Regions from separate parts of the Mus musculus genome. Here all the other regions are linked to region 2. The links are chromatin loops, found by intact Hi-C in ENCODE. Cell type or tissue: heart. All regions are shown on one strand.

Region 1 (2,500 bases), 53 kb before region 2:
AACTTCAGCTGACCTCGGGGGAAACCGAAGGAAACACGGGGAAAAGACCAGCAAGTCAGGGAGCTTTGAGGGCGACTATCATCCTCGGACCACATCATCTTTTTTAACTTCAGTCCTTTTCTTGGTGTTGCTACTTGTAGGTTCTGGGAGAAAAGACCGGCCGCTACCAATCTGTCAAACACGGATCAGTCAATTTGTAGGTTGAGGCTCCGCCCCTTAGACCTAGACTCCGCCTCCCCATCCTCCGCGGTTGGGGTCTGGGCCTGGCGGCGACGCCCAGGACGCCGCATGCGCACTGAGGGCCCCAAGGACTCCGTTTCCCTTCTCCCAATGGCGGGCGTCGGTCCCCTTCCCGGCAGCCTCCCTCGGGTAGAGGGCGCGTCATTTCCGGTGGGGAAGGCCCGCGGCCGCCGCCGCCATTTCGGGCGCTGCTGGGAGGCTGACACCGGAGCCGGTCCGCTGGGCGGCGGGCGCCAGGGCTGGAGGGGCGCGCGTGCCGGCGGCGGCCCAGCGTGAAAGCGCGGAGGCGGCCATGGCGGGCAACTTCGACTCGGAGGAGCGGAGTAGCTGGTACTGGGGCCGCCTGAGCCGGCAGGAGGCGGTGGCGCTATTGCAGGGCCAGCGGCACGGGGTGTTCCTGGTGCGGGACTCGAGCACCAGCCCCGGGGACTATGTGCTTAGCGTCTCCGAAAACTCGCGCGTCTCCCACTACATCATCAACAGCAGCGGCCCGCGCCCTCCAGTGCCTCCGTCGCCCGCTCAGCCTCCGCCGGGTGAGGGACAGGCGGGTGGGAGGCCCGGGCGGGGGTGAGGGCCGTAGAACCCTGGTCTGCTGCAGGAGGGACGTGGGCAGAGAGGGCTAGAGTGAACCTGGCGGGGGAGCTGTCTTCTGAGCAAGCTGGTTCCCACCGATGAGCGGGATTGTGGGGGAGGAGGAGCTGCTCACCGAGGCCTCTGGGTGTGCCTTGGGAGCCGGGGAAGGGGAACTGCTGCGGCCCCGGGGTGGGGCTGGGCGCCAGGGTCAGGCCCAAGGGCAGGGCAGGGCTAGGCAACTTGGGGACAATGAGTTAATGGGGATGTTACGGGGACATCATTTGGCAGTGGTACTCAGAATGGCTCTGCTAATCCTACAAGTGGCTTTTAGGCTTGAAACGTTTCCTGCAGTGTTAGAGCCGGGTTTGGCCATACTCCCCTGGTGGCCTTCGGTAGGAAGTCACCACGTACTGACTGGCTGGCTGGGAGGGATGGAGACACCCTCAGGAAGCCGGTCAGCTTTTTCCTTTCTTGGGCATTTTTCCAAAATATCTTTACCGTGCTCTTCCCTTGTGGAAGGTGGTGAACTAAGTGACTTGGTGATAGAAAAAAAATCCTTCTGTGACCAGCCCCGCGTAATTGAAGCCTAGCAGGCAAATTGTGTCCAAGAGGTTTTAAGTGTCCAAAAAAACTGCCCGCTGCAACTAGAGTTTCTAGTTTCAAAGTGATTAGTGGAGGAAGATTTTTTTCCTTTAGAAAACAAACAAACAAACAAACAAACAGGCATAAGCCAGTGAGAACAACCTTGGAAGTGAATGGCACTTCATTCTCCCTGGATTTACTTAAAAAGTGTCAGACACGTACTTCTGGGTCTTTTCTTGCTCTCTAAGTTGGTGTTGTGGTCAAAATCTTCCAGGATATGAGAACAGACCTGGCTAGCAGATAAACACCAAGAATAATTATCCCACTGTTTCCTCGTCAAGGACCATTGAGTTTTAACTGTCTTAGCTGTCTTATTGCAGTTGTCTTGGCAATGTTAAGGGAATTCATGCACTTAGCCCTTGACGTTTATGAGATGAACAGTGATTCTGAGATTTCTGTTGTCTCTGTGTATAACAGCACCAAGCTTCTTGCTTTCTGGATGTTTGAAGTGTAAGCTTTTTCCTTCTAGAGCTGAGCTAGTCTCATGAATGGAGACTCACTGGTTAGCCTTGTAGCAGACTTGCATTTTTGGGATAGCTCTAATTTAGATTTACTCCCTTTGGCCACAAAGTGGGATTCGACGGTTCTTTGTGTTAGCACACAAGTTAAGGGGAAAATTTGAGTATTGAAGTCTTTTTAGTTAACAGATATAGACCTTTCTACGTCTTGTTGTTTTTTTTTTTTTTAAGATTTATTTATTATATGTAAGTACACTGTAGCTGTCTTCAGACACACCAGAAGAGGGTATCAGATCTCATTACAGATGGTTGGAAGCCACCATGTGGTTGCTGGGATTTGAACTCAGGACCTCTGGAAGAGCAGTCAGTGCTCTTAACCATCTCCAGCCCCTTGTTGGTTTGATAATATAAAATCAGATAGGAATATTAATGCAACACAATTGCCCTAAACAAAGTAAATTCTATATTTGTGCTATCTGTAAAATAATCTATTGTTTTGTGCTAAGTGCAATAGTAAGATGAAATAGTAAGATGAAATTCAATTCTCATCCAGATTTCATAGTTCATGCTTCTAATCTTGGCACCTA
Region 2 (2,500 bases):
TAGGGTATTTTTAGTCCAGGATGGCCTGGAACTTGTGGCAATCCTTGTCTCTGCTTCCACAGTGCTGGAATTACAGGCGTGAACCACCGCTTCAGTAAGTACGGAATACTTTTCTTAAGTACAATTATGACGATGTCACCTTCCACTCAGAATCATCAAAACAGCTTGCCCAGATAGGACTATAACTCAGTGGCAAAACACACGGTGGAAGCTGTGGGGGTCAGTCTCCAGCGTTTGGACAAAACAATTCCTGTCCGTTCACAGACTAAGATGCAAACCTCTGGGCGTGTGACCTCAGGCCTTGATCCCAACCTTTTGATTTCACACTCATTTTGAGGCCCTTTTTCTGCATGGCTCAGCAGCAAGCTGATATTGAGTATAAGATGTTGAAAATCCATAAGGAAGCAGACTAGGCGTGGCCATTGCAAGTGAAGCAATCCCCATGGAGGATTATTTATTTCTAACTCATCAATGTCAATTTGCCCTTACACACCTCAGGTGCACCTTGCACTCCAAGTGAGGCAAGCCACTATGTCTCCTTTTTCCCTCGAGTGAGGGTTTCCCTTAACTAGCTGAGATTGACCACTTTTTCTTTTTTCTTTCTTTCCTTTTTTTTTTTTTTGAGATGGGGGTTTCACAATGTAGCCCTGGCTGACCTGGAATTTGCTTTGTAGATGGGACTTGATCCAAACTCGATCCTTGCGCCTCTACCTCACTAGTGTTGGAATTAAACACACTCACCTATGCTTGAAGCAAAACCAGAGATTTTAAACAAAAGTCCTATCTACGATAGGCCAAAGAGATAAAATATGGCTGGAGGGGAGAAGAAAATGCTTAAAGTATGGAAGCAAGGGAGATGATGATGCGTGAAAACTCGAGCTTTCCCTTCTTGTCCTTGTCAATTCTTTAAATTGGATGAGAAAAATGTGCTAGAATGCACAGGGCCGGTTGATCTTCAACGAGGAAGGCCTGCCGTAGCAAGAACCCATCAAGCCTGTCGCTCTGTCCCCCACAGGCCAGCCCGCGGTCGCCCCGCACGGGCTTCTGGCTAACTCCCCTCCCGCAGTCTAGGCCGACCTCGCCTCCAGCCGCTCCAGGGGCCGTTCTCCGTCGCAGTCGCAGTTCCCGCCTCGCCACAGGGCCGCCCGCTGTGCCGACGGAGGAGGGGCGTCTGTCGCGCTGGTTCCAGCCTTTTCTGGCGCCGAACTCCGGGATCCGCCCCCCCCCCCCCCCGCGCCAGTTGCCAGGGAGCGGTTGCCATAGAGCTGAGCAGTTGTCCGCGTGCGCAGGCGGAAGTCCCGGATTGAGGCGCCGCCATTTTTCCTGCTCGGACGCGGAGCGAGAAGCTGAGAGAGTCGGAGACGCTATCCGCTTCCATCCGTCGCGCAGACCCTGCCGGAGCCGCTGCCGCAATGGATGATCGGGAGGATCTGGTGTACCAGGCGAAGCTGGCAGAGCAGGCCGAGCGATACGACGGTGAGTCGGGGGGGTGTCGGGGGGCTGGAAGTCTCGGACCCTCCGCCGCCGCCCACAGAGGCCGGGAACCGGAGACAAAATGGCGGAGCCGTCTCGGAGCCCGGCTTGGGACGTGGGTCGGGAAGCAGGCCGAGGCCTGCGGGCTCCCGGCGCGGTGGGAGTCCCCGGGCCTAGGGATTTGACCCCTCCGGTGTCCTTAGCTTGCAGGCGCTCGCCCGCCAGCAGGCCGGGGCGGAGGGTGGAGGAGTTGGTTGTAAAATGGCGGCTGGAGGGGGAGGGCGAGTCCCCGGGCGGGGGAGGGGGGAGGAGATGGCGGGTGCCGGCTCCCGGCGTGCGATCCCCACGGGAGCCCTCGGGAACCGCGGCGGGGTGTGGAGGAGGACACTTGGGTGGGGCGATGTGAGGAACGGTACCGGTCGCTCGGGAGAGGGCGGCATCGAGGAGCTGTAGCGCTAGGCGCCTTTCGGGGAAATATGGCGGGTGGGGGCGGTGGCTTTTCCCCTGAGGCCCAGTGTGGGGCGGCGGCCGTGGAGCCTCACAAAGGAGAAGCCTCTGGAACGGACGGCTTCTCGGGGCCGGCGGTGGAGAGGAGTCTTCTGGTGAGGGTGGAGTGTTTGGAAATCACTGCAGAGCCTCCCTCCTTGGGTGGAGGCGAGCTGAGATGCTGCGATTGGATTTCTTCCTTTGGGCCGACACACCTTGGAGTTGAGAGTTTGGGGGGCTTTTTAGCCTCGCCTTCTTCCGGGGAGGTGCAGAACCTCACTCCTACCCCGTTTGTTCTTACCCAGGATATCCTAAAGTTGCTGCGGGTTTTTTTTTTCCCCCTTCTGTCCCCATCCTTCATAGGCACGGAGTTCTGATGGCTAGAATACAGGAGACCAGGCTTGCCAGGATTCCTTAGTACGAATTTCCCTTTGCAGAGTCAGTGCCTCAGTTTACCCGTTTGTAAAATTGACGACTGTACTATTCACACTCGTCATTATGAAGTATGGAAAGACCTGCTGAGAAATGGTTAATTCAAATA
Region 3 (2,500 bases), 80 kb before region 2:
TGATCCTTGCGAAAATGCAGCGGGTGCGGGGCTCACAGATGAATGGGAGAATGAGTGGCTGGCCCACAGTTTTATTCAATTACAGCATGAGCCAGCCTCTTGCTCACACTCCCAGCCTCTGAGATTCATTCATTCATGCAAGCGCCCACCAGTGGGTTATGGAATCTCCAGCAAGTGCCTAGCTGAGTGCTTGCCTAAGACCGGAGCAGTCTCCCGGCAGTCTGACAAGGAAGCAGACGATTAGTACTTAATTTAGTAAGGAGGAGGCTGTGTGTTAGAGGAAAATAAGAAGGCGCTATGGCGAAGGTGATTCCTGAGCTGACTCTTCGGTGATGACTAAGTGAGGTGGGTAGGCCGAGAGAGCTGGGTTTAGGAAGCTGCAGGTGCAAAGCCACAGCACGTGCAGTCTCCCGTGGTTGGTGGTTGTCCGCAGGGGTACAACCAGCACCTCCTGGCTGTGTGTGGTAGTGAAGAAAGAAGGGACTGGAAAGGACTACCTGTTCAGTTAGAGATTAATCCAGGAGTAGTGCAGTAAACTGAGCCCCTGGTCAAGCGTGAAGGGCAAGCTTGGCACCCGGGAAGCGGGGAGCGGTGCTTTCTAAGCCTCCTTTCCATTAACTTGAGATGGTAACAGTGTGAGATTTGCATTTGTAAATGCCAGAGCGGAGAACCGAAGAAGGCTGTTACTTTGGTCCAGGAGAGGAGCAGGATGGAGAAGCCGGAATGAGGTTTTAGCAGGTGGTGACTGATCTGATTGGTGTAAGGGGAAGAGGACCAGCTTTGAATGCCAGCCAGGTCATGATTACCACAGCTAGAGATGCTGTCCTCCTCTCCGGGGAAGATGAGTGAATGTGAAAACTCATTTAGGGGCAAGGTGCTCTGTTTATTTTTGCTGGATTCTCCAGTAAAGAATTCTGGCAGGCCGGGCGTGGTGGCGCACGCCTTTAATCCCAGAACTCCGGAGGCAGAGACAGGCGGATTTCTGAGTTCGAGCCAGCCTGGTCTACAAAGTGAGTTCCAGGACAGCCAGAGCTATACAGAGAAACCCTGTCTCGAAAAATCACCAAAAAAAAAAAAAAAAGAATTCTGTCAGACCAAAGATTCATGGTTCTGAAGCCAGAGTGAGCATCCCCTCCCAAGTCACTCCCCCCGAAGCCTCTAAAAGTCCCTAATGGGGTAGTCGGGGCCCAGACCTAAAATGGATTTGATAATCTAAATTAAGCGAGGCATGATAGGGTACTTTTTGTAATCTCAGCACTAGGGAGGCTGAGGCAAGAGGCTGCTGAGTTCCAGGTCAGCCCGAGTTCCACAGTGAGACAAGAGTCTGCCCTGTGCCCAGCGCTGACCTGCCTGGCAGGCAGTACTGTGCTTTCCCTGTTAGCCTCAGTGAAAGTCGCCCCAGAGCAGTTCCTCCAGCCTTTCCACCAGAGGTCAGGCTCCAAAACACTGGGTAAGGGCCACTGGATGAACCAGTTCTGCTGTCAGCCCCGCTCCCCATAGTCCCAGTACACATCCGGGTAGGAAGAGCCCCAGCGGTGCTTTTAGGGATTAAGTCTTGGGTCACTCACTGGCTTAAGGTGTACTCTAGCCTGAAGCCAACCTTAAGCCCAGGGCCATGCTGTGGGGTCCTCGAGTGTTCCCCAGTTGCCACCCCTAAACATCAGTGGTCACACTACACAGGTTTCTGTCCTAGGTCACTGAGGAAAACTGTGCAGTCCTGTTAACTGTTGGGAGGGATCAGAGCAGCACTACCTTAGTTGTTTCAAAGCGGTCCTGGGTTTCAGTTCCATTCCTCGTACAAGTCTAGAAATCTTGAACGAACAAGGCTTCTCACCTACCTACTCTCAGTTCCCCCTTCTAAAATAGGATAACAACATAACTCATGGTGGTACGTCCGGCACTGACGGGAGTGACATAAGCTAAGAACACAGGAAGCGCCTGGCATGGCGGTGTCCCTCACACCCTTGGTTCCTCACTTCACTTCCCCTCTCTGGACTCACGCTCCTGTCCAGAGAGGTGGAGCAGGCTAGAAGTAGATGCCGGGACTGTGGCTGGCCTCAGGCCCGGAGGGCGGCGGCTACACGCCCTCCTTCCGATGCGGGGCGGTGGCTGCGGGGGCGCCAGCGGGCATCCTAGGAATGCGGCTGCGCCGCTCGGGATGGGTGAAGTCCGTCGGACCCCTCCACGCGCGGATTCCCCTCATTCCAGCCGCTTGACGCGGCGGGGCGGGACGGGGCGGGGCAGGGCGGGCACTGCGGCCTCGAAGCCCCTCCCCTTTCAGTGCGCTCCTCCCACCAAGACTCCTCTGGCTGGAGAGGGAGCTCAATGAGGCCGCGGTAGGGGGAGGGGAGCGAGCCCATGCTAGTGCTGGGGACTCCAAGCTCTCCCACCTCAGGTCTTCTAATGCTCTGGGGTGGACTGAAGGTCGTATCCTCTCTATGCTTTTAAACCTGGGGGCATCGTAAAGGGCGCTCCCCTTTGCCCTGTCTTTCACCCATCT

Evidence for each region. Hi-C counts contacts between places; a loop is a spot of excess contacts. Peaks named below come from ENCODE experiments on the same cell type or tissue, not always from the same donor. Only the 100,000 strongest peaks of a DNase experiment are listed, where the experiment ranks them.
Region 1: it touches region 2 in a loop (2.0-fold over the local background); 3 of 42 quality-filtered maps call a loop at or near these places.
Region 3: it touches region 2 in a loop (3-fold over the local background); 2 of 42 quality-filtered maps call a loop at or near these places.

What each region holds. Positions count from the first base shown.
Region 1 is chr11:75,678,892-75,681,391 of GRCm38, forward strand. It overlaps Crk (v-crk avian sarcoma virus CT10 oncogene homolog), which reads left to right and starts at 368. Exons shown (of 3, transcript NM_133656.5): 1 at 368-773. The coding sequence starts at 533. In heart, CTCF peaks have their summits at 572 and 1,202; DNase peaks (open chromatin) are centred at 320 and 1,000; H3K4me3 peaks cover 2,316 bases; H3K27ac peaks cover 1,672 bases.
Region 2 is chr11:75,731,616-75,734,115 of GRCm38, forward strand. It overlaps Ywhae (tyrosine 3-monooxygenase/tryptophan 5-monooxygenase activation protein, epsilon polypeptide), which reads left to right and starts at 1,272. Exons shown (of 6, transcript NM_009536.4): 1 at 1,272-1,476. The coding sequence starts at 1,413. In heart, CTCF peaks have their summits at 1,141 and 1,907; DNase peaks (open chromatin) are centred at 1,316 and 1,736; H3K4me3 peaks cover 1,852 bases; H3K27ac peaks cover 2,069 bases.
Region 3 is chr11:75,651,999-75,654,498 of GRCm38, forward strand. It overlaps a transcript of Myo1c not described here. Among named protein-coding and RNA genes, the nearest start is that of Myo1c, 2.8 kb to the right of the region's middle. In heart, a CTCF peak has its summit at 1,433 (motif pointing right); DNase peaks (open chromatin) are centred at 733, 1,483 and 2,143; H3K4me3 peaks cover 2,500 bases; H3K27ac peaks cover 2,329 bases.